Linked DNA regions of Homo sapiens: region 1 is linked to region 2. Evidence: read pairs that join two places in POLR2A ChIA-PET (ENCODE). Cell type or tissue: Panc1. All regions are shown on one strand. Each heading gives the region's core, and the rest is flanking DNA. Links, peaks and the distances in the headings are about the cores only. Region 1 holds the start of LINC02036 (long intergenic non-protein coding RNA 2036). Region 2 overlaps OPA1 (OPA1 mitochondrial dynamin like GTPase).

The links. Peaks named below come from ENCODE experiments on the same cell type or tissue, not always from the same donor. Only the 100,000 strongest peaks of a DNase experiment are listed, where the experiment ranks them.
Region 1: POLR2A ChIA-PET joins it to region 2 with 10 read pairs; 2 of 35 experiments call an interaction of 5 or more read pairs at or near these places.

What each region holds. Positions count from the first base shown.
Region 1 is chr3:194,242,542-194,257,534 of GRCh38, reverse strand. LINC02036 (long intergenic non-protein coding RNA 2036) reads left to right here and starts at 7,382. Exons shown (of 3, transcript NR_125403.1): 1 at 7,382-7,479. LINC02037 (long intergenic non-protein coding RNA 2037) reads right to left here and starts at 9,887. Exons shown (of 4, transcript NR_125402.1): 1 at 9,714-9,887; 2 at 7,633-7,939; 3 at 2,179-2,304; 4 at 1-350. RefSeq lists a silencer at 1,746-1,795. In Panc1, for the core only: no CTCF peak of the experiment used is centred there; no DNase peak of the experiment used is centred there.
Region 2 is chr3:193,607,941-193,622,933 of GRCh38, reverse strand. It overlaps OPA1 (OPA1 mitochondrial dynamin like GTPase), which reads right to left. Exons shown (of 31, transcript NM_130837.3): 2 at 7,893-8,211; 3 at 7,164-7,260; 4 at 5,649-5,756; 5 at 5,097-5,150; 6 at 3,998-4,065. It overlaps OPA1-AS1 (OPA1 antisense RNA 1), which reads left to right. Exons shown (of 3, transcript NR_046634.1): 2 at 3,248-3,333; 3 at 4,024-4,335. Among named protein-coding and RNA genes, the nearest start is that of OPA1-AS1, 12 kb to the left of the region's middle. In Panc1, for the core only: no CTCF peak of the experiment used is centred there; no DNase peak of the experiment used is centred there.

The DNA.
Region 1 (14,993 bases), core at 3,783-11,782, 630 kb before region 2:
ATGATCTTGATGCCTTCTTTCCAACAGAGGCCCATGGAGGGAAGGTGACTTGCTGAGGAACCTCCTCCAGCACGTGACAGCCAGTGTTCCCAGGGCACCATCTGTCTGTGCTTCTCATACCAGTTGGCGCCTTGCTTCTAAACCACAGAAGCTGGTTCTCAGTCATGGGATCCTTGGGATGCTTGCTGCCTCTCCGCTGGACTCTTGACTCTGCTGCCACCATCATACAACAGCTCTGACAATCTCCATGTCCTTGTACTTTCCTATTGGATTCACAATCTCAGGCATGAACAGGTGATTGGCTGAGTACCTTGAGGTGTGGAAAGTGAAGATCTGCTCCTCTTCCGCCTCTGTGACAGGAGGCGGGGTCAGAGGCGGGATCAGAGGTGGGGTTGTACTTTTCACCTATTTTGGGGTTCTTCTAAATTAGGAAGACTGGATGCTGGGTAGTTAAAAAACAACATGTGTCCACAACTGTTATAAATATAATATTCTCAAGTGAGAAAAACACCAAAACTTTGTCCCACCAAAGAATACCAATGTTAGGCAATGACACAGGGAGGCAGCAGCCTGTGAAAGACAGGAGATAGGCATTTCAGAAAAGACTGAGGACCTTTCTAGAGGAATGTGTTCCGTTCTGACTGTCTCTCAGAGAGATGGAAGCAAGTTGAGTGGGGGTGGAGACCAATGGAGGATGAGGTGTTTCTAACAACCAGAAATGCCCACCACTAAATGGAGTGATTCAGAAGGTTGAGACCTCTTCACACCTGGAAGTCTTTGCACTGGGACATTGTCAAAGGGAGCAGACCCCCTCAGGCATAGGAGGCCCTAAGGCTGTACTGTCCATGACAGAAGCCGTTAGCCACACTGCACTCTGAGCACATATTGAAATGATCATCTGCTCTATTGAACTAAGTAAAATGTATTACTATAATTAATTTTTCCTGCTTCTATTTGTTAATATTGTTGCTAGGGAATTTACAGTCACCTGTGTGGCTTCATTATATTTCTGCTGGGCTGCTAGAAGGTCTCTTCTGGCTCTGAGATGTCTCCATCCCTAAACCTGCTGCCATCCCTCCCTTCAGGGCTGCACCAGGTGTCCATATGGTGGGGCTCTAGGAAACCGGATGAATAACAACACCCTTTCTTCTTTCAGAGTCCAGAACCAACTGAGAGAAAGTGTCCCCTTTCTTGGCAAATTGGAGGAAAATGCAGCTTGAGGTACGGCCAGGCAGGCTTGCTAATACATCACACCTGGGACAGATAAGCTTTATTATCTGCTAGGGCCTGGCGCAGATGGCCAGCTGCGGACCTCCCCCAGGACGGAGCCCAGCACAGAAGGCCGCCTTCTGCTCCAAGAGGCAGAGGGATCGAGCCCCACAGGTGCGGGTTTTCTCCCAAACTCATGAGTTACACAAATCATCCTGCTCTTGGGGAGAAGCGAGGTTGGGAGTAATGTCGAGGTTTCTCCCAGGGACACCAGTGTAAGGAGGAGTGTGAGGGGATACAGACTTAGATTTTCTCAGCCTTAAACCTCCAGAAATAGTCCAGTGTCCAGCATGATGAGATTCAGGGAAACTGGGGCTGGCCTTTGGGCAACTTACTCCACCTGTTTAAGCTCTATCTTCTGACTGGTGCTAGGAGCACCCACATGGGCACAGAATGTGACGATGCCTAGAAACACGCATCACCTTGCTCAGTGCAGGCTCAGTGCTCAACACAGAGCAGCTACTGTTTCTTCCCCTACTGCTAGCACTCAGTGTGAACTGTGTATCACATGGAGCAAACTGCGGGGCGGGGCCGGGGTTCGCCTATCTCTTACTGGTCTTGTGTCTAAGACCAGTTATAGAATTGTGGGATTTCAGAGCCGTTAGAGATCCCAGATACCATCTCGTCATGTGGCAGATTAAGTAACTGGTCTGTAAGCGAGGAAGGGAGGCGACAGTCAGGAAGAGGGCCGTATGGGGGTGGTAAGTGACACGTGCAACCTCTCCACCCGCCCCCACCCCGTCACCACACTTCCTGGACCTAGTAATTCAGGAAGGCAGTCTGTCTGACCAAAAGGCAGGAAGTCCGCCGGGCCCACTCCCATCCTGGTGGCGTGGCGGCTGGGCTCTGTTCTCAGGCTGCTAGCACCGTACTCCCAGTGGGCATGTCAGGCAAGTCCTGGCTGCTCACCTCAGTTCTAGAATCTGCCACATTCAGAGTCTATTTCTTAGTTGTTTCTGCTTTCCTCATATGTTATATCACTGGGACACCCTCAGGTCATCTCAGGTTCCAGTGGAGCCGTCCCAGACCCAGCATCTGAAAAGAGATAAAGAGATATTTTTGTGATTCTTTTTAAGATACTTTTTCCATTTACTTTATTGTTTTTGAAATGGAAAATATTAAGTTGAATATTTTAATGCAAATCTATTTGTGAATCCAATTATGTGATACTTAATTTTTTTTATTTTTAAAAATAAAATAATCAGTGATACATTTAATAGGGTATGTATTACAAAAATTATATATATATATATATATATATATTTTTTTTTTTTTTTGAGACAGAATCTTGCTCTGTTGCCCAGGCTGGAGTGCGGTGGTGTGATCTCGGCTCACTGTAACCTCCGCCTCCCAGGTTCAAGCGATTCTCCTGCCTCAGCCTCCCGAGTAACTGTGGCTACAGGCATGCACGACCAAGCCCCGCTAATTTTTTTTGTATTTTTAGTAGAGACCGGGTTTCACCATGTCAGTCAGGCTGGTCTTGGACTCTTGACCTCAAATGATTCGCCTGCCTTGGCTTCCCAAAGTGTTGGGATTACAGGTGTGAGCCACCTCGTCTGGCTTACAAGATTAGTTTTTATCTTAAAATAAATTGAACAAGGCCAAAATTTGACTTGCAGTTAACCAGAAGTGTGAAGTATTTATGCCGTGGAATCCACGCCTCTGTCTATTGTCGTTTCTCTAATATTCTTTCTGTATACACAAAATACATCCTAATCATGACTCAAGATAGATCTATTCCTTGGAGAGTGATAGAGATGATGACAAGGAATAAAGAATTTTCTGTTTGGAGAGAAACATAGATGGATGAGCTTGAGTTTGCTTGCAGTTCCTCTTCACAGCACAAATGGGGAGCAGCATCAGAGCTGGACTCAGAGACCAGGGTTCTTATCTCAGCTTTGCCACCATTAAACTGGAGATCTGGGGCAAGTCACTTCCCTCTCAGTTACCTCGTTGCCAGCCTTAGAAGACCAGCCGAGCTGAGCCTTGCTGGGTAAGGATGGCCCTGGGATTGAAGGAGGAGCCCTGACGCTGTGCCTTGTGCCATAGTGAATGGCAGGGGTGGCGGCTCTGAGGTGCCAGTGCAGGACACGCACCGTGATGTGCAGGGGAGGAGACTGTGCTTCTGAGTAGGGCACTCCTGCAGCTGGCCACGCATAGCCTTTCTGTCCTGTTGTATGAGATCTACCCCATGTTATGAGCATCCACCTGCTTTTCAGCAGGAAAAATCATGACCCAGTCACTCTAGGTTTGCCTTCCACGTTGTCCTCTTCGCTGATTAAATAGTCTTTCTTTGGTATACGCTTCTGAAACTTCCCTGTTCAAATGAGGCCCCTCCCAAGGGGGTCCACGTTAGCACAGAAAATGCTTTCTTTCCATCTCTGATTGATTATCTGTTCTCATTTGTTCCCGGACTTCAATTTCAGCCTGAATGTGAGTATTTATTTTAAACAGTCAGCCTGGACTTCATCAACATGGCAGTATTTTAGGGAATCCAGTTGTAGGTCAAATGCCTGGGGTTTCAAAGAGTGTAAGCTGAAGTCTCTGACCTAAACTCTAGAGACTAAAGGTTGTCACTGAAGACTGCCATCTTTATGGAGGGCGGGGAGAAGGTATTTAATAAATGGGGCTTTCTCCTAATGTGGTTAAAGGAGACCAGCAGCTCCAATTCAATTCAAAGGCAACTCAGTGAGGGCCCAGTAAGGGTCTAATGCTGCATTCATCACTGGAGTCTCCTGCTTTTGGCTGAAAGTCTATCTGCTCCCAGGAGAGTATTAATTGAGCACTTACTATCTGACCAACCCTGTGCCAAGTGCTGTGTGGGATCTAGTGGTGGTGGTGGGGGAAGCCTAACGTACAGGAGAATATGCCGTGTAGGTGCTGGTGGTGTTCCGCTGTGCAAGCTTCATCCAGACAGAGGGTTTTTGCAGCTGGGCCTGACCAGTCCACCAGCAAGAAGGGGCTGGCATTGTTTTGTTGTCACAATCCTGGTACCTGAGGCACCTGGAATAGGCTGGCTTTTTGCCTTCAGCACTCTAGATCCCCAGCTCGGGCTGGAATTCTTTCCTAACCCCTACTCCTCTTAACTGGGGTTTGGGCAGCCAATCTCTTGCCACCTTCTTGCCACTGCTCCCTGTATCTTCATCTGGGGATCTGCTCTCATCTGGATGGCCATCAGTTTCCACCTAGCCCCTGTCCCAGCCCTGCAAACAAGCAAGACCAATGCAGACTCATCATTGTCAGCATGTCCCCTAGGTCCCTCAACATGCTGCCATTTCTGTGTTTCCTCCTCAGGAAGGGGCACCTTTTCCAACCAGGCACCCACCTAGAAACCTGAGAATCATCTGAAATCATTTCCTCTCTGTCACCACCATCGCCCAAATACAGTTGATTTGTGAGCTCTCAAATCCACCGGTTTCTCTCCATTCCCAGTTACAACCTTTGTCCAACCCACCCATGTCTGCTTTGCTCACCGTTGCAGTCTCTGCACCCAGCACAGGACCTGTGAAATGGTTGCTCGTACCATTTGCGGAATGGAAGATGTGAGTGAGAGTGAGTGAGCCAGGGGAGACCTGTCAGGATGGCCTGACCCTTGTTTACCTCTTAAGTCTCATCTCTCTCCTTCACCGCCACTTACCCTTTACCTGGCAGCTCTCCTGAGCTCCCCGTACAGCCTGGGTTCTTGTCCACATCTTCCAGAAGCCTCCCCTTTTCCTGTTTGAATTAGATGGTCCCTCTGTGCCCCCAGTGCCACATGCCTAGCCCATTTCCTGGGGAGCACGCATCCCACGACACTGGCATTGCCTGTCTGCATGTCAAGTGTTCTCTCTTGATGCTAAGTTCCACGAAGCGGGCTCTGTGTTTTACGCATCACTGCATTTCCAGCACTTAGCGCAAGCAGGTGCTCCTTGAATTTTTGTTGACCGAAGGTCTAGAAACTCCTGCTTTGGTGCCTAACTGCTTCCTGCCTCATGTCTCTCCCCCAGCCCTCCACCCCCAATCTACCTGGCTTCTGGCACTGCTCACTCTGAGGTGCGCGGCTATCCATGGGCCAGCCCCATGTAGCAGTGTGTTTCGGGTGCTGGTGCCACCCATTCCGTTCCTCTCCATGACAGGTCACTTGGTGCAGAGCGCCTTGATCTGCACAGTAGGACATGCTTTCCTGGCCTTGGACCTCCCAAAGTCTACCCGGTGCTTGTGCCCTCTCCTGGCATCTTCTGACCGGGTCCCCATGGGGTTTCGTGCTCATCCCTTCACTGGCTTGTGAATGTCCCCGGGGCAGGGGCAACATCCAACTGGTCTCTGACCACCGGTCCCCCCTCCCCCTCCCCACAGCACCCAGAACAAGGGCTCATTTGTGCACGGTAGATTCCCAGGAAAGGGTTCTTTTGGATCCATCTGAAGGCTGGAGGGACTTAGGGAGGGGTGGGACTCTGGGAATTCGGATGGCTGGAGGGAAGCTTGGAGGAGAAGGAGGAGGAGCTACTCCTCACCCAGAGTGGGGTGAAGGCCGAGCTCCTGTGAGGGACTGTGACAGGAATGGCAGGGCAACAAGGGGCAGTGGCGGAGCAGAGCTAGGAGAGTAGTTGCAGCCTCAGTGCCACGTCAGTCCAGCCCAAGGCCTCCTGGGCGGCCAGCTGACCAGGCCTCAGCGTCAGGCTTCCTGTGCAGCAAGGTGCCCAGAGCTGTGCAGGCTGGTGCTGACTGCTGTCCCCCACCCCACCACAGGGGCCCTGGGGAAAGGGTGCCTTGCTCCTTCTCTGCCCTGCTCTCCCCATATGGGTGTCTCTCATTCTTTTCATCATAGTAAGCAGCACGACTGCAAAGTGCTTTATGTCCCCTCCAGAAAGGCCATGAGCCAAAGGTTTGCTGTCTTCCTCACCATCACCACCACTGTCTTCCTCACGATCACGGCCACCATCCTGCTCGCCCTGTCCCACATCCGAACAAAGCTGCAGAGTGTACACCATGTTTCTTCATTATCCCATTTTGACGGTTGCAGCTGCCATTATTCACTCTTAACAGTTAAGGACACAGAGGTTCAGAGAGGTCGAGGGGCTAACTCATGTCACACAGCCCGACTTGAGGTGGAGGGAGGGAGGATGGATTAGGAAATCTGCTCTGGAATCCCTCTTAGAAAGTGTCAGCAGGGCACAAGTGGAGTCTGCGTGTGCACCTGTGTAAGTGTGTCTGTCCTGATTCTCTCTGTGCGCCCCTGTATCCTTCTATGTCCTGAGTGTGCCGTCTTGGGTGTGGATGTGTGGAGCTGTGCTGGGAGTATCCTCAGGGTCGAGTGTGTGTGCATATGGCCGGGTGCAGACACATGCGTGCACATGGATGCTCCACCCGCTTCTCAGATGTCTTGGCTGTGGGTTTGACAACTGAAACCCAGCTGTGCTCCGGCCGGGAAACATCCGCTGTGGAAACCTGGGAGGAGCTGACAGTCCCTAAAGAGGGGTTACACATGCTGCCAGCAAGCGCGCCTGGCCCACTGCCTAATTCCCTGCAAATGCTCTTTAAATCTGTTTCTAATTTGGACTCTGCCTTCCCCTGCCCCCACCCATCCCTTCCCACCCTCCCAACTTGCCTGAAACCAGTCAAATTATGCTGAATAATGGCTGCAGAGTGGGGGGAGAGTGCTCAAGGTCGCCGATGGGCTCTCGGAGGGTGTAATAATGTCACATTTTAATTTACGCAGGGAACGGTGCACGAATCAAAACCAATAAATAATTTGGGCTGCACCAGCAGCTGCAGCCAACAGTAACTCCTACAGGTCATGCCACTTCCCGGGGAGAAATCACTAACTGTCACACTCCAAAGTCCACTATGCTTGAGAAAACCCATGTGCCTAGGTACAGATGCAAAATACAGCATTTTCTCTCTGCAAGGGACCGTATTTGGAGACTTGCAGCATCAGCAAGAATCTGTCCAGTTGTCTGAGTATTACCCAGATGTTCTGGGTATTAAGATTCTAAAACAAAATATGCCTCTGTATATTTTGCTGCCCTGTGAAATACTCAGCTCCAGGCTGACCCAGATGCATGGGAAAGTGTATACAAAGCGGAGGGAGGAGTGTGGAAAGCAGGGCTTTATGTCCACATTGATGGCAGCTCTGAAAAGCCGACCTACATGCAGAGAAAGGCGGGAGGGGCTGCTGGGAGAAGTCTGCTGGAGCTTGTTCATGCTGAGAGGTTGGGGGTGTGATTTGAGGTACGGTTTTTTCAATAATTAATATGAAGGTAAAAAATGCATGCATTCTTTGAAGGCAGGGGCCTTGCTCTACTGACCCCTTTTGGTCCCTTGACGACCGATGAGTCAGGGTAAGGGAGCCCAAAAGTGGGGAGGTCTTGAGATGGTTCTCACCTGTGTGTTGTGGCTGGGTAACCTGGGAAGCCAGGAGGAGGACGAGCCTTAGGTTTTCACAGCATCTGGAGGCCTTTGCTGGGAGGTCCTGCCTGTGGTGTTCTGGTGAAAACCCCGTTCCTTCCCCCGAGTCTCCTGAGCATCTGCAATTGGTGTGTGCTCCAGGGGCTGCTGATGGGGCCTGGCATGCTGCCCACCTCTTAGCTGGCTCTGCAACTGCAGGAAGGTGGGGTTTGCAGCCCGCGGGGCCACTGCCTTGGAAGTTGTGCGGCTGTCAAGAGTCTGGAGCTGCAGCTTCTCCATCTGGCTGGAAAGGAAGCATGGGAAGAAGCTGCTGAGGTTGAATGGCACCCTGAGGATTTCACTCCCCTTTTCCTACCACACACCAGACCGGGGCCATCAGGTTGCCTGGGTAAGAAAGGCGCGGGGGGGCCCACACTTGTATTGTGCACCAGGGCCTGGCTCCTATTTCATCCTTCAAGGCGCTTCCCATTCATATCTTTTTCCATTTTCAAACTGTTGGCCCTGTATTTAGTTGTGTGTGATACTAAGGATGCTGCCTATGTCAAAAGCCTCATTTAACCCTCAGAACACACCTGCAAAGTAGAATAAACTATAAGAAACTAGAAGAGGGCTAGGTGTCCACTGCAAGGGTGTACTTCTCCTTCTTTTAGGGTTGAGTTCCTGCAAGGAAATAGCTGCTAATTTTCCCACCCCCTTACAGTTAAGTCCAGCCCTAGGATCGGGTTCTGCCCAGTGGAATGTGAGCAGTGCAGTGGGTTGCCCCACTCCAGAGCCTCCCACTAGAAACTTCCCAGGAAGCAGTCTCCAAGCTCCAACCCTTCCGCCTGGATGGAACAGGGGCAACCCCACCATGACCTTGGAAGCTACAAACTTAAAATGGCAGAGCATCTCTCGCCTTGGGGTTTTGAATGACTGTGTGGAGAAAGACTGCCCGGACAGCATGTTCTCTGCCCTGTCCTGAGCAAGAAAATGAACTTATACTCTATTGTTTCCCAGCCATTATGCTTTTTGGGGTTTGTTTGTTTTAGCAGTGAACTTATCCCTCAGTAATTGATTAGAAATTTTCATTCCTATTGTAGAAATGAGGAAATCGAGACTCAGAGAGGGAAATTCATGGCCCAAGGTCACATATTCGGTTAATAGCAGAGTCACGATGCCAGTCTACGCCTTCCTGGCTTCAAAGTCATGCTCTGGTTATGTGAGTTTCCCCAAGTGTGTTCCACAGAACACTGTTCAAACCACCGCCACCACCACATCACCCCCGCAGCTCCCATGCTCAAATAAGTTTGGGAAATGCCAACTTCGAGTCAACAGGTTTCTTTGCCGCAGTCCTTTCCAGCATGTCACCATGCTCATGATACCTGTGAATTACCACCAGGGCATCTAACATGAAGGATTTTTCCAAATTTGTGAGGCCACAGGGCCCCTTCTCCACAGAGCTGATTGTGAGACTGGCATGCTTAGAGCTCATCTTGGTAGAGGCTAAACTTCAATATGCTGCCTGATACGGGTTGAACTGTGTTACTCTCTCAACCCCCGAAAGGATTCATTGAAGTCCTAACCCCTGGGAGCTCGGCATGTGACCTAATTTGGATATAGGGTCTTTGCAGATTTAACCAAGTTAAAATTAGGCCCTTAGATGGGGCCTGCTTCAATATGACTGGTGTCCTTAGAACAGGGGAAATATAAACACAGAGACAAGCAGACACAGAAAGAGGATGACATGAAGACACCCAGGGACACACAGCAGATATGCCACGGGAAGAGGGAGGGCTGGAGTAGTGCATCTGTAAACCAAGGAATGTCAGAGATTGCCAGCAAACCCCAGAAACTAGAAGAGGCAAGGAAGGATTCTCTCCCGGAGCTTTCCGAGGGAGCACGGCCCTGCCAACACCTTGACTTTGGTCTTCTAACCTCCAACACATGAGAGCACACGTGTCTGTTGTTTAAGCCGCCCAGTGCATGGTAGTTTGTTATGGCACCCCTGGGAAATGCATACGCTCCCTCTGGCTCCTTTCAAAACCAGGAACCAAAGTTTCTGGGCAATGTTACCTTACCGAAAATCATCCAAATGACAAACTGTGGTGGCTTCGGTTTACTGACAAACAGATGAAGGAAAAGAGAGTCTGGAGGGACAAAGGGTAGCACCGCAGAGCAGCTCAGGGCTTCAGTTTTGGCGCCATGCCGGCTGCTGTGCACCCGGCTTTGGTTGCATCCTGGAGCGCAGTCCTCCACCGCTCTGGGCACAGTTGCCTTTTCTATAAGGGTGGGGCTAACACTCACTTCATAGGTTGAGGGGAGGGTTAAACAAATTAACATACACTAAATGTTTGGTCTAGTACCTGGAAGATACCCAGTATCCGTTCCTTTGAAATTTGCGCAAGCAGGATTGCAGACCTGCGCTTGAATCCAAACTCTGCTATTTATCAACAGTGTTGCTGTGGGCAATTTGCTCAGTCTTTCAAAGTCTGGATTTCACCATCTATACAAAGAGAAAATAATGCGTGTTGTTAAAAAATGGTTTTAAAACAAGTTAGAAATCGTGATTCTAAAATAGATAAAAATGAGCACGTTATCATTGTGAATGAGTGAACCAGCGATGTTACAACTGATTCAAAGAAGAATCCAAAGAACAGATGTGTTTATGGTTATGGAATGTTGATTTTCAAGTGGTCACAATGATCTGGCTTTTGCCCCGTGTAGGAGGGTGGATGGAGCTCATTTGCGGGTCCACAATTCAGGGTCACTGTGTGTCCTCTCTTCCCTAAAACTTACAGAGCAGTAAACTAGCCCAAAGGCTGGAATCAGATAATCCAGAGGGTCTGCTCTCAACAATAAATAGTTTTCTCTTGGAGAAACCCTGTAATCTTCTTTGCTTATTTCAGATTTCCTTGTAGTCTCATATATTTATATGCATAGGATTGGGAAAAGATGCATACATGGAAAAAGCAAGTTGCTGAATCAGGTATAATCCTACTTTTATAAAAACAAACAAACTGTGTGTATGTGTATACATATGCACACACACGAGTGGGTGTGTATATATAACGTTGATTAAATTAGACAAATGTCAGGAAGAATACAGAAGGATTGTAAACAATGGCTACCTCTGGAGGGCAGGTCTGGTGATGGTGATGGTGGAGGGAGACTTTCATGACTTATTTTCTAAACTTCTGTGTTGTTTGAATAAAAACAAACGCCTACTTCACAGTATATTGTGAATAAGGAATGTCTGAGTGAGAAAAATGTCCTTTGTGCTTCACGCAGTGTGTAGCATTCAACAAATCACAGGTTTCATCATTGTTATTATTTTACATTCAACTATCCCAGAGCCCCCTAAGCCTATTCCTGGAAAGGAAATTGCAAACAAGAACAATGCTATTGCAGCCCAAGGACTTCTCCCTTTGTGGGAGGCTAGTTTTGAAATCCTAGACTTGCATTTTGGCTCCCTGGAGACTGGAGGAGACCTCTATCCTGAGCTACAGCCTTGGAGTGGCTCCTGTCTGTTTTACTTCCTTAGCCCCCACCAGCAGCCCCACGCTCAGGCCCACCCAGTGTTTAGCTGCGACAAACTCCTTGGCCACAGGAGGGAGGCCTGACTGGGGCCAAACTCTAGGGCAAAGGGTTGCCTAGGCCCTGTGCCATCCTCTTGCCCAGACTGGGACTAAGAGACACCTATTAGCTCCATTTGAGTCTGGTTACCATCCCCTACCCAGGGATGGGGTGCTGGTCACAACAGGCAAAGAGACAAAATGAAGTTTTTGATCACACAAAGCTAAAGATCTAATTTCAGCTGCTGACTCATCCCCTAAAGGGCGGCGTTGGTGCCTCCAAAGGGCTTGGGATGGAGTCAGGAGATCTAACCCTGGTGCAGGTTTGGCCACTAACTAGCTGCATGTCCATGGACTATGTCTCAGGTTCCCTATCTGCCTAATGAGAGTAAGAAGAAGGTTTATCTCCAAGGGCTATCAGGAGGCTTAACTGAGGTGATGTCTGAGCTGTGGGGTTCTGTAGAGATTTAGTTTGGGTTGATGCAATAGGGTACTTCAGGGTGCTTGATATGCTTTAATAGCAAATGTTATATGGCACTTACCATGACGCGCAAGGCCCTGTTATATCTGATTTACATTTATTTAGTCATTGGGTATTCACAGCAGCCCTGTGAGGAATGCACTGTTATCCAACCCCCATTTTACAGATGAGAAAATAGAGGCAAAGAGAGCTAAGTAACTTTCCCCAAATCTTCCCATGGGACATGGCATGTCCCAGTCCCACCTGGACAGAATCCTTTCTCAGGGACCCATATCTCAAACCCACAGACTTGATTGGGTTTTCTTTTCTTTTCTTTTTCCTTTTTTTGTCCTTCCATTGTAGAATACTTCAACTGTGTGAGAGTAAAAAGAATATTAGAATACATTTCCAGGAATTCCCATTACCTAGCTTTATTAATTACCAACTCATGACCATCACCATCCCCTTCACACCCTGAATTATTCTAGATCAAATCCCAGACATCATATGTACATATACTTTATTTTCTATTTATTTACTTATCTTTTGAGCTGGCCTCACTCTGTGCCTGGCTAGAATGCAGTGGCACCATCATAGCTCACCACAGCCTCAAACTCCTGGGCTCAAGTGATCCTCCCACCTCAGCCTCCCAAGCAGCTGGGACTATAGGAATGTGCCATGATGCCCAGATAACTTTTTAATTTTTTGTAGAGATGAAGTCTTGCTATGTTGCCCAGGCTGGTCTTGAACCCCTGGCCTCAAGCAATTTTCCTACCTTGGCTTCCCAAAGTGCTGGGATTACAGGTGTGAACCACCACGCCCAGACTTTATTCTTTATTTCAATAAGACAGAGAGTCTCCAGAAAACACTAACCGTAAGATCATTAGGCCACTTAAAATATTTTAACAGTAATTCAATAATTCCTTAATATCATTGACCATTCAGTCACTGTTCATATTTCCAAGATTTTCTTATACATTAAGAAAAATTAGTTTTCTTTATTTGAATTGAGACCCAAAAGAGGTTCCCATATTTTAACTGGTGGATAAGTCCCTTAAGACCTCCCTATAGGTTCCTCCGTCAATGTTTTTTCTTGCATTTTTGTTTGCTTGTTTGTTATTATTGTTTTGAAGAAACTGGGTCACTTGTCCTATAGAGTTAACCACAGTATAGATTTTGCTGAATGCACCTGTATGGTTTGTTTACATGATTACAATTCCTCTGCCCTCTAGATTTTTTGTAAAATGGTAGTTATATTTAGAGGGCTGCCCAGATTCAAGCTTTAAAAAAACAAAAACAAAAACACAAAAACCTCTAATTTTTACAGCAGTTTTAGGCTCACTGCAAAATTGAACAGAAGGTACAGCAATTTCCTATATACTTCCTGCCTCAACACATGCATAGCCTCCCCCACGATCAATATTCCCCACCAGAGTGGTATTAAATACATTTGTTACAATTGATAACCCTATATTGACACATCATTATCACCCAGAGTCCATAGTTTACATTAGGGTTCACTTTTGGACTTTAGTCGTCCATTTCGTGGCTTCGGACGAATGTATGATAACATGTGTCTCTATTACAGTTCATACCGAGTAGTTTCACTGTCTTAAAAATCCTCTGTGCTCCACCTGTTCATGCCTCCCTCCCCACTAACTCCTGGCAGCCATTGGTCTTTTTGCTGTCTCCATAGTTTTGCCTTTTCCAGATGTCATATAGTTGGAATCATAAAGTATGTAGCTTAAGGTTAGCTTCTTTTCTTTCTTTTTTCTTTTTTTCTTTTTTTTTTTTTTTGAGATGGAATCTTGTTCTGTCACCCAGGCTGGGGTACAGTGGCACCATTTCGGTTCACTGCAACCTCTGCCCCCCACCCCCCGGGTTCAGGTGATTCTCCTGCCTCAGCCTCCCAAGTCCCAAGTAGATGGGATTACAGGCATGTGCCACCATGCCAGGCTAATTTTTGTATTTTTAGTAGAGACGGGGTTTCCCCATGTTGGCCAGGCAGGTCTCGAACTCCTGACCTCAGGTGACCTCCCCACCCACCTTGGCCTCCAAAGTGCTGGGATTACAGACATGAGCCACCACATCCAGGCTAGATTACTTTCTTTTACTTAATAATATGCATGTAAGTTCCTCCATGCCTTTTCATGCTTGTTAGCTCTTTTTTTTTTTTAAGCATTGAATAGCATTCCATTGTCCAGATGTATTAATACCACGGTTTGTCTTTTCACTTCCTGCAGGACATTTGTTTGTTTCTAGGTTTTGGCAATTATGAATAAAGCTGCTATAAACATCTGTATGCAAGTTTCTGTATGGACATAAGTTTTCAACTCCTTTGGAGAAATTTCAGAGATCATGACTGCTAGATTATATGGTAAGAGTATATTTACTTTTTTTGAAACTGCTAAAGTCTTTGGAAGTGGTTGTACCAGTTTGTATTCCCACCACCAATGTATGAGAGCTTCTGCTGCTCCATACCCTTGCCAGCATTTGGTGCAGTCAGTGTTCTGGATTTCGGCCATTCTAACAGACGTGTAATGGTATCCCATTGTTGATTTTATTTGCATTTCCCTGATGACATATGATGATATGATGTGGAGCATCTTTTCATATGCTTTGTCATCTGTGTATCTTCTTTGCTGAGGTGTCTGTTAAGGTCTTCGTCTATTTTTTAATCAGGTTTCTTTTTTTCTTTTTCTTTCTTTCTTTTTTTTTTGAGACGGAGTCTCACTCTTGTCGCCCAGGCTGGAGTGCAATGGCGCAATCTCGGCTCACTGCAACCTGTGCCTCCTGGGTTCAAGTGATTCTCCTGCCTCAGCCTCCTTAGTAGCTGGGATTACAGGCAGCCACCACCACACCTGACTAATCTTGTATTTTTCGTAGCGATGGGGTTTCACAGTGTTGGCCAAGCTGGTCTCGAACCCCTGACCTCAGGTGATCCGCCCACCTCAGCCTGCAAAGTGCTGGGATTACAGGTGTGAGCCACCGTGCCAGCCAGGTTTCTTTTTCTTATTGTTGAGTTTTAAGAGTTCTTTGTAAATTTTGAACACCAGTTCCTTAACAGATAACGTCTTTTGCAAATGTTTTTTTCTCAGTGTGTACCTTCCCTTCTCATTCTCATGACAGTGTCTTTCATGGAGCAGAAATGCTCAATTTTAATGAAGCCTACCTTATCAGTTCTTTCTTTCACGGATAGTCGCTTTGGTCTTGTATCTAAAGGTCATTGTGAAACCCAGGCATCTCCATTTTCTCCTATGTTATTCTAGGAGTTTCCCAGTTTTACATCTTATGTTTAGGTCTGTGGTCCACTGTGTTACTTCTTG
Region 2 (14,993 bases), core at 3,201-11,200:
GGCCAGGGAGAATTTGCAGGTAATGAGAGCAAAAAATTGAGGGGACCAAAATTTTGTTGGCATCAACCAGATTTATTTACTTTAATCAGCCTCTACTCTACCGAGTTAAATCAATCAACTGATTTTACTAAGACACAAGACTATCCCAGGTGCTCTGAGAAAAAGATTTAGTAACAGAAATGGCCGATTAGATAGTAAGAATGTAAGCCAAAGTAAATAGTGTTTCATATGGCAAGTGTTTTAAACACTCAGAAGAATATAATTAATGGAGCTACAAAGGTTATGGAAGGCTTCATGAAGTGACAATTGAGCTATGCTATAAAGATGAGTGAACACTAAACACGCGGGAAAAAAGAAAAGAGATACTTCAGCTGGGGAGGTACAACATAAACTATAAAATTAAGAATCAGACTGCTGGGTGGCTCACGCCTGTAATCCCAACACTTTGGGAGGCAGAGGTGGACGGACCATGAGGTCAAGAGATCAAGACCATCCTGGCCAACCTGGTGAAACCCTGTCTCTACTAAAAATACAAAAATTAGCTAGGCGTGGTGGCAGGAGCCTGTAATCCCAGCTACTTGGGAGGCTGAGGCAGGAGAATCGCTTGAACCCGGGAGGCAGAGGTTGCAGTGGGCCAAGATCGTACCACTGTACTCCAGCCGGGTGACAGAGTGAGACTCCGTCTCAAAAAAAAAAAAAAAAAAAAAGAATGAGAGTAATATGTTGCAAGAAAGAACATTAATGTATTATAATTTAATAATTATACTTAAAACAATACTACTACTTTTCATGATTTGGGCCATGAAAAAGTCCTTCAAATATTTTCTATAAATTATAAATGTGCTTGTTGCCTTCTGAATCGCCATATTTCTTACTTCTGTGAGATGCTTATGACCAATCAGAAACATGATAGAACAAAAGCACAGAAAATAAAATGTCTCATTTTGCAAATCAATTTCACTGGAACACAATAATCTTACAGAATCTAAAAAAGGGAATGAACTAAGTGGTCTTGTCACCGGTATATATGATGACTGATATACAGCAATCTGCTGACTCCCAAATTAAATTAGTCCAATTCTCTAAAGTAGGCAGCACTTCGATTCATCTTCAGGTAGTTCTGAAGGTCTCCGAGTCTCAGTAATATTCAGTTCACATCCAGGGCTATGTCTTTTTTCCTCCAGTGGACATACGTTTTCAAATTTTTGATTAACAAGAAGCATTTATTAAGAGGTGGTTTTAATGTATGTCAATCATACCTCAAGATAGTAGTGTAAGGTTAAAAATGGTTGGTTTTACTATTTTTTTCAATGTTTCATTAATCAAATCATATCAGAACTTTTGATCAACATGACATAAATAATTCAGTAGTGTCCACAAACTGAATGGATATAAATCCAGGCCAAACCAAAGAAACTTGATTAATTCGTTAGCCTGTGCAGCATTATGTGGAAATCTATGCTTTCTGTAGACTTTTTGAAGACCGGTATTATAACTTTCCAGGACACCTAAAACTCCAGTAGTAACCCCAGGCTGGGAATCACAGGTTATCGGTTCATCATGTTTATTCTGTCTGACTGAAGTCAAACTATCTGTGTTCCCCTCAGCTCCCCGTCACTTTCACTTCAGTTGATTCTGAATGGTCCTAACTGTTCTGCTAGTTGCCAGCACTTCTCCAGATGTGTTTTCCTATTAGAAAGGACAAATCTTTTCTTTAGTTCTAGTTGTAGAAATGTTTTTCAATTATTATTACTTTTTTAAAAAGCTGATTCACATGCACTTTTACATTTCTAGTAGAAGTCTAGCCAGAAACTTTGTTACAAACCTGACAACCATTAAACTAATACTTGACTGCTTCAAATTCTAAATACTGTTTAAATCTGGGGCTTTCAGCCCTCAGACTGAACCAGTTAAAAAAGTATTCAGCTAAAGCCTGGCCACCTTACCACCTCTGATTATTGCCCACATTTTCAAACTTGATGTCAGAGTGATTTCAAAAAGGGTACTGCTAAGCTAAGGTCTCTCTTTGCATGCTTACATTCAACCATCAATTTGTACACAAGTCTCAAAATCACTCAGTTTAGCTGAGTGACTCATCATTCTCAAGCATCACAAGTAACAGCCAAGCTTTGCAAACACAATGCTGCATATTATTAATAACAGAATTTGAAACCATCAGTTGGGGCTTGAGACACATTTTTGGATAGTAAATTTTTATAGTAGCATTTGCTATAATTTGACTTAACCAGTAATGAAAGTAGCTTAATTACAACTCTAGATTCAGTATGTGTAACAAATAGTTAAAAAAAAAATTGGTAAGTCTTTAATGGGGAAAATAAGCACCATAAATTGAGAAAAAGTTAAAAGGAAATAGTTTACAAGGACATGTATTGTCAAACAAGCAAATCAAAACAAGCAAAGAGTAAATTAGAACATAATGTAATAAATTTAATTCCATGTCTACTGTATAAAATAAAATCTGTAAATATAATTAAATTTCCAAAAATAATTATCTGGCTTCTTTTCTATTGCAGAGCTTCTGTTCAATTACTGATTATTCATCTATGACCTTAGCCGGGTTTTAAGGGAATTATCTGAGTCAGGCCCTGAGACAGGTTTTTCATTCACCACAGTGATCCTAGGCCATAAGAGAGAAAGCAGACACACAGACTTCTCCTAACCAATCTGGCAAACAGAAATCTTGTCACTCAAAGAACCACACTACCACACCTGTAACAAAGGCTCCTTCTCCCCATTAGATTAGCTCTTCTCTCCACAGTAAATTTAATTGCCTTAAGGGCTAAGGCCTTCACTCAAAATAAGCCACAACTATTAGGCTAATTTCTACTTATTTTTTTTTCCCCCAGTAGCATGAACAATCAAGAGTGTCCTTTGGTTAAAATAATGTCAATGCAAAAGAGGGTCAAAAAAGATCAAATCAAAAGACAAATACACGTACATACATTTTGACATACATTTTTCTCCAAAAGATAAAATTAAAAGGCAAAAGAAAAAAATCTTTTGAAATATAATTAAAATTTGGAATATAAAAAGTTCAAAGTTGAAGAACAAGGAAAGAGATGAAAACCTATTCATAGAAATTATTTCTTCTTTCTGCTTCCAAAATAAACATTATTTCTTTGATGTATTAAAACTATAATAACCTCCAGTATAAAAATTACATGTTCCATATTACATGAATGTTAAAACATTCATACAATATTTTTTCTATAAATCTATTATCTAGGTATTATTTAGAAAAAAACTTTCAAGGAATCAGTTATTTTACCAATTCCAAAAGAATGAAAAAAGTGAAGACTCAGAAAACGTCAGGTAAATATATGAGTATTATAAATACAAACAAAGTATGTTATTCTACCTCAGCAATTCTCCTATAACTTTCATATGGATTTTGTTAATGAATATGTGTTGAAAATAACATACCATAAATAACCCCATACATAACTTTGTTAACTATCAATATCAGGGAATTGATTTATTTCCTAATAACCCAATTCCTATTCCCTTTCTAGTTTCCCCAAAGTGAAATCTAGTCCCTATACGACGTTCCATGAGCAAAAGGGTTCTGTTGATAAATAATTTGGGAAAACACTGTATGCTTTGACTCCTTGGAAATTCACAATGCGCATGAGTATATTACAGTATGAGAGGTCCTAGGGAAAGAAAAGAAGTCCGCTTGCCTTGTCTAAACGAGCCTTTCTCCCCCCACACACTTAACAACACAACTCTTTCTTGGGGACAACCCTCGAAACTAATGCTTCACTGGACATATGTGAAAGAAATGGGCTTCTCAATTATATTTCCAGAACTGCCACGTAATACCTTGTACTTTGCACTAAGATTAGTAACGATATCTCTACTTGGATGTTTTTGTATTTGCTTCTCAGATGTTATCATTTTAAAATCTTCCAAAGAAGTAAAAACTTTAAAAAATCTTTCAAGACTACCTACATGAACAATTCTCTTTTACACTTACCTTTCTAAAATGCTTGTCACTTTCAGATCCACGATCTGTTGCTCTAAACGCCGTTTCTTCCGGAGAACCTTAAAGATAAATATGCAACCCTTTACATTCTCCAGTGATGTCAACAGCCTAAGCTGAATTTCAAATTACATCGAGTCAATGAAAAGGTGAATGGATTTTTAGAGCAACTCAGATTCAAAGAATCAAATCGCCTTTATTCTTATTTTAAGGAACATGACTGATAACCTGTGCAGAAAATAAAAAAAAAACTAACTATAGCAATCGCAGCATATGTTTAACCTAACAATTAAAAATATATAACTGAAAATTACAATAAAAAAATAAGACAATCTTTGGTAAGGATTATTTTACATGAGAGTACTTACAGTTCAGCCACATACCACTGGCATTACAGACCATGTATAGCAGGAAAACAATTTTTTTTTCTTTTCTTTTTTTTTTTGGGGGTGGGGGGCAGAGTCTCCCTCTGTCGCCCAGGCTGGAGTGCAGTGGCGCGATCTTGGCTCACTGCAACCTCCGCCTCCTGGGTTCAAGCAATTCTCCTGCCTCAGCCTCCCGAGTAGCTAGGACTACAGGCGTGTGCCACCACGCCCGGCAAATTTTTTGTATTTTTAGTAGAGATGGGGTTTCACCGTGTTAGCCAGGATGGTCTCGATCTCCTGACCTCATGATCCGCCTGCCTTGGCCTCCCAAAATGCTGGGATTACAGGCATGAGCCACCGCGCCCGGCCGGAAAACAAATTTAAATGTCAACCATGACAGGGCAGATGAGACAAACTAAAATTACTTTTCATTTCAATTATCAAAAACAATTAGATCTATTTCAAGAAAATATTTTTGCTAAGTAAATTTTCTTTTAATAGCTTTAATCTTATAATACACATACATATTTAAGAATTTTAGTGTTATCACAAAATAATTATTTTATTATTTCCACCTAAAGGATAATGAGTTTGCCTAATATAGTTCTGGGGTTTTAAAATTCAGCATAAGCAGCATTATAAATTTGGTCTGCAATTTTATTTGCAACTAGTTTATTAGAAGCATTTAAAAGGCATGTTAAGGTCAGCAAAAATGTCTGTTTACACACCTAACAAGAGAAGTAGGTCAGAAGCTCCTATGACTTCACTAACCAATTTGTGACCTGTGAAAAATCAGCAAAAGGGGAAATAGAAATGTAAAATTTAACAGAAATGAGCAAACAAAGATGTCTGAGATCTCAGATTTCATATTACGATAGGGCAATAATTGGGCAAATATGCCAGGATTAAACTTAATAAATGCTACTCATTATGGTCTATCATACTTAAATTTGTTTTAAAACCACCAAATTGGTCCAACCACTTATGAAAAGCAAATACATAGGAAGTCTCATCTACTTGTCAAGAACAAGTGATACATTTTTTCCCCTCACTAAAAGCCAAGTATGTTTAAGTGCTTAGGAACTGTCATTTTACTGGGCTACACAAAGATTAAAACCATTGTGTAACAAAACTTTGTGTTTATCTTTTTAAAAAATGTCCTGTTTTTCATTGGTACTAAATATTTTAATTTTAAAAAAATGGGAATAAACAAATAATCCATGTATTTTTCCTCCATGGTTCTTAAATTTTTAAATTAGATCAAACAGCTTCTTCCTTACCTGAGGTAAAAAAGTCCTTCAATAAGCTAAGGCTTTCAACAATCTTGTCAAAGTCTGGTGCTAACTTTACAAGGTCTTCTGAACTAGGAAGGGCTTTTCTAATTTTCTCTGGAAAAGATCAAAACATATAGAGTATGAAACTAAGAAAATATGTCAGATACTATTCTTATAAAGGGCTAAAGTATTAACTTGTTTAATCCTCATGACAACCCTACAAAACAGCTACTATTATCAACACCATTTACAGATGAGAAACTAAGGTACACAGCAAGGAAGTGGAGGAGCCCGGGTTCCAGCCCAGGCAGTCCAGCTCCAGAATACAGGCTCTCAGCCACTACGCTGTGGTACTGGCAAATACATCAATTTGAAAGCTCTCCTCATTAATATTAGAAGAACAATTTGAAAGTGTGCTTTTTTTGCAAATGGATTCGTCAACATAGAACAGTTTTATCTTTATAAATTCTGTGAATAAGTGCAAGTATAGATTAATTCCACCTCCACATACACCTAAACTAAGAAATCTGACAAAGGTTTTAAAAAAATTTGATGAAAATATATTTCTTAAAGATCACCATGAATTACTGGCAATCATAGCGATCCAATATACTTTTTTCTCATCCACCTATTGAAAAAGGGAGGGCAGTGGCCAACTAAGAAAAGAAATTACCCTGGATACTAACAGACTTTTAAAGAACTTGGCTACAAAAGGTAGAGATAACCAAGGTATCCAATCAAAAGGAGCTAGCTAGGTGGGTCACAATAAATATGCTCTGGGCAACATTACATAATGCAGAAAATGATATTATTAATAGAAAGGCTACTTGGCAGCATGGAAATGCTGACAAAATATGTTAGGTAGCAAAAGACAAAATACCAAAGTGAATATTCACCATGATTACATAATTTTTAAAAAGGGAACTAAAATACTATTCTGTGGTAGTATTCATGAAAAGAAAAAAATTAAAAGAAAAAAACTCAAGCCAGGCATAGTGGCTCACACTTGTAATCTCAGTGCTTTGAGAGGCTGAGGTGAGAGGTTTGAGCTAAGGAATTTGAGACTAGCCTGGGCAACATAGTGAGACTTCATCTCTACAAGAAATTAAAAAATCAGTCGGGCATGGTGGCACACACATGTAGTCCCGGCTACTTGGGAGGCAGAGTCGGAAGGACTACTTTAGCCAGTTCAGGGCTGCAGTGAGTTATGATTCCAAGACCGCACTTCAGCCTGAGTGACAGAGCAAGATCCTGTCTCAATCGATAAGTTAAAAAGATACTAACCACATATAGTAAGTATAATTAAAAGAAAATGCTCCAAACAGTTAGTGGCAGCTGTGGTAAAATTATGGGCTACTGGGTATTTCTTTTATACAGATTTTTTCATTGATATTCTATTACTTATATCATTAAAATAAAACCGTGATATATTAGGTTCATAAGTTAAGAAACTATCTCAATAAACTATTTCTCTTTCCTCGAGATGACCAAAAAAAGTATTTTAATGTTCATGATACAAACCAAAATCGATATACTCATCAATTTCCCACACAATGTCAGGCACAATCCATTTATATTCACTAAGGTCCGGTATCATATCTTTCCACTGATCAAAAGTCTAAAAGACAAGAAAGTGTGTCAATCAGATGCTCTGCATGCCAAATAAACATGTAAAGAAAAATTATTTAATTAAAACACATTAATCTACTAAGAATAATGTATTATGTTCAAAACTTTTAAGAAACAAAATTAAGTGGTCTCAGCAAACAAGCATATAAAACAAGTTAACACTCCTCTGTTAAATATGGAAAATGTAAAAATTCAGAATATACTCCTATTTCAAACAGGTTTCATAATTTTGCCCTAAATATTACTGTGGGGTAGAAGGAAGACAGACTGGGAGACAGGACGCCTTGCCTCTGGTCCCAGACCTGCCAAGAAGTGCTTGTGTGAGAATGCCACCTGACTTTCACATCTGTGCTACTAAATGTCTAAGCTCAAAATCAAACCTAGGTGTTCCTATTCCCAGCCCTGTGCTCCTTCCACTAGGCCATTTTAATTTCCTGTAATTATAACTAAGATTCTAAAGGCATCTTCCTATTAGCATCATTAAAACAATCTAGTCCATGGTAGAGACACAAAATAAATGTTTAAACATCCAATTGTATTCCACTACACAAAAATGATTTATGCTATAGAAACTTAATCATGATATAATAATTGGAAAACCAGGAGGAATGTCAAGTTCACCTTTTTGGCTGTGTAGCCACCCCCAACAGCCGATCCTAGTATGAGATAGCGAAGTTTTAAGAGTCTCGTAGCTAATCTTGCTGGCCAAAAATTCCTGCGAGGCTGGTAGCCATATTTAATTGGAGAGAATTTCAGTTTACGTAAAGGAAGGTTTGTCAGAGAAGAGAACTGCTGAAAGGATGTCCTTAATTGGGGTCGTTGAAGCTTTAAGGTAGGATGATGTGAATGATAAATGCTTCGTGAAACCAGATGTAGTTTTTGTAGTGGTAAACTTCCTTTTATTCCAGAGCTGTGTTTCACTAAAGACTGGCAGACCTCACTGAAAGAAAAATGAATATGGAAGAAAGATCAGAGAGGGTAACAGTACAAAGGAAATGACATTAAAAGAGCAATATACTAAAGGAAACACAGCCCCATACGTGACTAACCACAATGTCACACAATAGTTCACATTTACTAACCATTGACTATGTGCCAGACATGGTTACAGTATGTGCTATCTCATTTAATCCTGCTAACAATCCCATGTAGAAAGTACTAGTATTATCCTCATTTTACAGATGAGGAAAATGTGGTGCAAAGACTTAAATAACTTGCCCAAAGTCACACTGACATAAGAAACAAAGGCATGATTCAAACCAAAGCAGTGGGACTCCACTCTAATATGTGGGCTATGATCCTGGTCTCAGGAATTGAAACCAAAGAGAGAAAAGGCAGGGACTTATTTTATTAACTACTATTCACTGTAAGTAAAAGTTGAAAACAAAAATGCATGCAAACTTTTGCTTTCAAAAACAAAATTTCTAGCAGTTTAGAACACCTTCATCTATGTCTCCCGATCCTGACAGCACAGGGGTGGAAATTAAGGAAGTTAATCAATCCCAACTCAAGCACCTGGATCCCCAGAAGAATGAAAGTAGCAAAAAAGCTCGAAAGGGAACAGAATTTAAATGTACACATTGACTGTAGAGCTCCACCCTCTTCTTCTTCCTGAAGAGAATGAAAGGTTACCAACAACCATATCTTAACATACACTCATAGTTGCATACATAGTTGCTTGCTTACTATTAGTTGCTTACTAATAATCAGGGCCAGTCTGATTCTAAGTAGTTAAAAAATATTAATTCCTTTAATTACAAGGGACTGGAAACTTCTTAAGAAGGAGGCAGGGTGTGGTGGCTCACACCTGTAATCCCAGCACTTTGGGAGGCTGAGGTGGGTGAATCACCTGAGGTCAGGAGTTCAAGACCAGCCTGGCCAACATGGTGAAACCCCATCCCTACTAAAAATACAAAAATTAGCTGAGTGTGTTGGTGTGTGCCTGTAATCCCAGCTATTCAGGAGGCTGAGGCAGGAGAATCACTTGAACCCAGGAGGCAGAGGTTGCAGTAAGCTGAGATCACACCACTGCACTCCAGCCTGGGCAACAGAGTGAGACTCCACCTCCAAAAAAAAACAAACAAACAAACAAAAAAAAAACAAAGAAGGAGGAGGAGGAATCAAGGAAGACAGGAGCAATGCTGTGAAGAATGGTATGGGGATATGGGAAAAGCGGTATCTCTTGTGTTCCTATACATACCAGACATTACGCTAGCTGTTTTCACTACAGCATAACTATATAAATGTTAACTCTCAGAAACACCGAGTAAGGTTAAGTATCCTTATTTTACAAATTTTTTTTTTAAGTATTGTTAAAGCAAACTAAATATGGCCTGAGAAGGACTCCATACTTCTATATTTGTGTTCTTGTGGACAAACCATAACCTAGCACAATAGGCAGACAAAATGGAAAACCTGAGTAGTATGCATCTGTAATAATAGCTGAGTGTTGGCCAATCCCAGTGGCCATACTTCAAGCACTAATAGACTGCTAAGTGTTCAAACTGCATTCAATTCTGGAGGCTGCCTGATTTGCAAAGTGTTTATTTTCCTTGCTTAATTAAACTCCATCAAATTTAACTTGTCTGAAGTTTTCTTTTAACAGATCTGGTGTCAGAAGTGGGATTTGAAGAAAAACTCTGGCAACCCCCTGGAACACCAGGTGACCTGGTGAGGTACCCACTGAGGCCGTTGCTCTCACTGGTCTCTTGATTGTAACTGGAGGTCATGGGTGAGTTTTCTCTCAGATTCCGAGCTCCACTAACTTGTGTTTTGAGCTCTCCGAGTTTACTCAAGCAATACTTAGCCTGGACTGGATCCAAGATCAAATTGGATTTGATAATTAACTGGATTGGATTCAGTTAGAGGCCTCAGACCTCTGATAAGTACCTTATTTAATAATGGGATCATCTCAATCCAAGGAGTCTGGGACTCCATCTTCAGGGACTCCAGCTAATTTTACGTATAAAAATTATGGGCCCAGAACATGTGCATTTTCAGTAAAATGGGTTAACCTCACTAAAGAAAACTTAGAATTAAAATGGCCACAATGGAGAAGTTTTAATTTGGATAAAATTGTTTGCAAGGCATATTAGAAAAAGGGGATCAAAGCCCCCACAAATACAGTGGGATGTATTGTCTCATGGATACGCAAAGGCCTCCAAAAGACTAAGTGAATCAAAAAGTGCCTCCTTAAAAGATTCTTTGCAAAAACCAAATGAAAAGCTTAAGCAACAGACCAAGGACATGAAGAAAGAGGACTGTACTTTGACTGATCTAACTCGGACTGTTCCTTCTTTGTCCATCTCTACCTACATACTCTGAGTCCACTAAACTTTTTGTTAAATTACACTTTCACCCTGAAGATGATTTAAAAAAAAAAAAAAAAAAAAAAGGAAGTTAGACAGATGTCTTACAAAGTGAGACCTTATATCAGCCAGGCCTGCCTGCTGTAACTACTTTCACTCCATGGTCTAAAACTGAGCTTAGCCCCATTGTGAAGGACTTCCCTGGTCCAAGGGAAAAGTCTCAAAAATTTACTGAGGAATTTAGAATCCTAATAGGAGCTTACGATCCAGGACTTCATGAATTTACCAATTTATTCATATGATACTGGGGGCTGGTGAAGCTCAGAAATGGATGGCAGCAGCAGAATGGGACAAACCTGAGGAGGACATTTTAAAGGGCCCTCTAAGAGCTCCTCACAAGAAGGACCAAAAATAGCTAGAAAAATCGCTGAAAACCTTTTAACATTCAGTTCCTAAAATTTTTCCACAAAAAATTGGTCCATCATACAATCTTGTAAGCAAAAAAAAAAGAAAAGAAAAGATGAACCAGTTTCAGATTACAGAAGTCGCTTAGAAATATTTGTGAAACATCCTGGGCTCAAAGTACAGCAAGGAGTATTCCCTGCAGGGGCTGAAACAGCATTAACTGCTTTACTTATAAATGGACTCCATCCTGAACTTAGCAGTTTAACTAAAAAACATAAGTTGCAATGGGAAGTTAGAGATGTGACTGAATTGGTGGCCTTAGCTGAACTTTTTTTTTTTTTTTTTTTTTTTTTGAGGTGGAGTCTTGCTCTGTCACCCAGGCTAGAGTGTAGTGGCGCAATCTCGGCTCACTGCAACCTCTGCCTCCCAGGTTCAAGCAATTCTCTTGCCTCAGCCTCCCGAGTAGCTGCGACTACAGGCGTGTGCCACCATGCCCAGCTAATCTGTGTATTTTTAGTAGAGATGGGATTTCACCATCTTAGCCAGGATGGTCTTGATCTCCTGACCTCGTGATCCTCCCACCTTGGCCTTCCAAAGTGCTGGGATTACAGGCGTGAGCCATCGTGCCCAACCTAGCTAAGCATTTTGAGAAGACTCTAGAGCAAAAAAAACCTCAAAAGGCTAATAAGCTTATGCCCCTTCAATTGCAACAGTTACAGGGACCAGGAACCAAAGGGACCATCTCGTTCTCATTTTAAATCACAATCGGGCGGTTCCAAGATGGCCAAATAGGAACAGCTCCAGTCTACAGCTCCCAGCTTGAGCGACGCAGAAAACGGGTGATTTCTGCATTTCCAACTGAGGTACTGGGTTCATCTCACTGGGGATTGTCAGACAGTGGGTGCAGGACAGTGGGTGCAGCGCACCGAGCATGAGCCAAAGCAGGGCGAGGCATCGCCTCACCCAGGAAGCACAAGGGGTCAGGGAATTCCCTTTCCTAGCCAAGGAAAGGGGTGACAGACAGCACCTGGAAAATTGGGTCACTCCCACCCTAATACTGCGCTTTTCCGATGGTCTTAGCAAACAGCACACCAGGAGACTATATCCCGCGCCTGGCTCAGCGGGTCCTATGCCCATGGAGCCTCGCTCATTGCTAGCACAGCAGTCTGAGATCAAACTGCAAGGTGGCAGCGAGGCTGGGGGAGGGGTGCCCGCCATTGCGGAGGCTTGAGCAGGTAAAAAAAGCAGCTGGGAAGCTCGAACTGGGTGGAGCCCACTGCAGCTCAAGGAGGCCTGCCTTCCTCTGTAGACTCCACCTCTGCAGGCAGGGCATAGCCGAACAAAAGGCAGCAGAAACCTCTGCAGACTTAAATGTCCCTGTCTGACAGCTTGGAAGAGAGCAGTGGTTCTCCCAGCACACAGCTTGAGATCTGAGAACAGACAGACTGCCTCCTCAAGTGGGTCCCTGACCCCCGAATAGCCTAACTGGGAGGCACCCCCCAGTAGGGGCAGACTGACACCTCACATGGCCGGGTACCCCTCTGAGACAAAACTTCCAGAGGAACGATCAGGCAGCAACATCTGCTGTTCACCAATATTCGTTGTTCTGCAGCCTCCGCTGCTGATACCCAGGCAAACATGGTCTGGAGTGGACCTCCAGCAAACTCCAATAGACCTGCAGCTGAGGGTCCTGACTGTTAGAAGGAAAACTAACAAACAGAAAGGACATCCACACCAAAAACCCATCTGTACATCACCATCATCAAAGACCAAAGGTAGACAAAACCACAAAGATGGGGAAGAAACAGAGCAAAAATACTGAAAATTCTAAAAATCAGAGCACCTCTCCTCCTCCAAAGGAATGCAGCTCCTCACCAGCAACGGAACAAAGCTGGACAGAGAATGACTTTGACGAGCTGAGAGAAGAAGACTTCAGACAATCAAACTATCCAAGCTAAAGGAGGAAGTTCGAACCCATGGCAAAGAAGTTAAAAACCTTGAAAAAAATTCGACGAACGGCTAACTAGAATAACTAATGCAGAGAAGTCCTTAAAGGACCTGATGGAGCTGAAAACCAAGGCACGAGAACTACGTGACGGATGCACAAGCCTCAGTAGCCGATTCGATCAACTGGAAGAAAGGGTATCAGTGATGGAAGATCAAATCAATGAAATGAAGCGGGAAGAGAAGTTTAGAGAAAAAAGAATAAAAAGAAACGAACAAAGCCTCCAAGAAATATGGGACTATGTGAAAAGACCAAATCTACGTCTGATTGGTGTACCTGAAAGTGACGGGAAGAATGGAACCAAGTTGGAAAACACTCTGCAGGATATTATCCAGGAGAACTTCCCCAATCTAGCAAGGCAGGCCAACATTCAAATTCAGGAAACACAGAGAATGCCACAAAGATACTCCTCGAAAAGAGCAACTCCAAGACACATAATTGTCAGATTCACCAAAGTTGAAATGAAGGAAAAAATGTTAATGGCAGCTAGAGAGAAAGGTCAGGTTACCCACAAAGGGAAGCCCATCAGACCAACAGCTGATCTCTCGGCAGAAACTCTACACGCCAGAAGAGAGTGGAGGCCAATATTCAACATTCTTAAAGAAAAGAATTTTCAACCCAGAATTTCATATCCAGCCAAACTAAGCTTCATAAGTGAAGGAGAAATAAAATCCTTTACAGACAAGCAAATGTTGAGAGAATGACAGGATCAAATTCACACATAACAATATTAACCTTAAATGTAAATGGGCTAAATGCTCCAATTAAAAGACACGGACTGGCAAATTGGATAAAGAGTCAAGACCCATCAGTGTGCTGTATTCAGGAAACCCATCTCACGTGCAGAGTCACACATAGGCTCAAAATAAAGGGATGGAGGAAGATCTACCAAGCAAATGGAAAACAAAAAAAGGCAGGGGTTTCAATCCTAGTCTCTGGTAAAACAGACTTTAAACCAACAAAGATCAAAAGAGACAAAGAAGGCCATTACATAATGGTAAAGGGATCAATTCAACAAGAAGAGCTAACTATCCTAAATATATATGCAACCAATACAGGAGCACCCAGATTCATAAAGCAAGCCCTGAGTGACCTACAAAGAGACTCAGACTCCCACACAACAATAATGGGAGACTTTAACACCCCACTGTCAACATTAGACAGACCAACGAGACAGAAAGTTAACAAGGATATCCAGGAATTCAACTCAGCTCTGCACCAAGCGGACCTAATACACATCTACAGAACTCTCCACCCCAAATCAACAGAACATACGTTCTTCTTAGCACCACACTGCACTTATTCCAAAATTGACCACATAGTTGGAAATAAAGCTCTCCTCAGAAAATGTAAAAGAATACAAATTATAACAAACTGTCTCTCAGACCACAGTGGAATCAAACTAGAACTCAGGATTAAGAAACTCACTCAAAACTGCTCAACTACATGGAAACTGAACAACCTGCTCCTGAATGACTACTGGGTACATAACGAAATGAAGGCAGAAGTAAAGATGTTCTTTGAAACCAATGAGAACAAAGACACAACATACCAGAATCTCTGGGACACATTCAAAGCAGTGTGTAGAGGGAAATTTATAGCACTAAATGCCCACAAGAGAAAGTAGGAAAGATCTAAAATTGACACCCTAACGTCACAATTAAAAGAACTAGAGAAGCAAGAGCAAACACATTCAAAAGCCAGCAGAAGGCAAGAAATAAATAAGACCAGAGCAGAACTGAAGGAGATAGAGACACAAAAAACCCTTCAAAAAATCAATGAATCCAGTAACTGGTTTTTCGAAAAGATCAACAAAATTGATAGACCGCTAGCAAGACTAACAAAGAACAAAAGAGAGCATTCTTATATACCAATAACAGACAAACAGAGAGCCAAATCATGAGTGAACTCTCATTCACAATTGCTTCAAAGAGAATAAAATACCTAGGAATCCAACATACAAGGGATGTGAAAGACCTCTTCAAGGAGAACTACAAACCACTG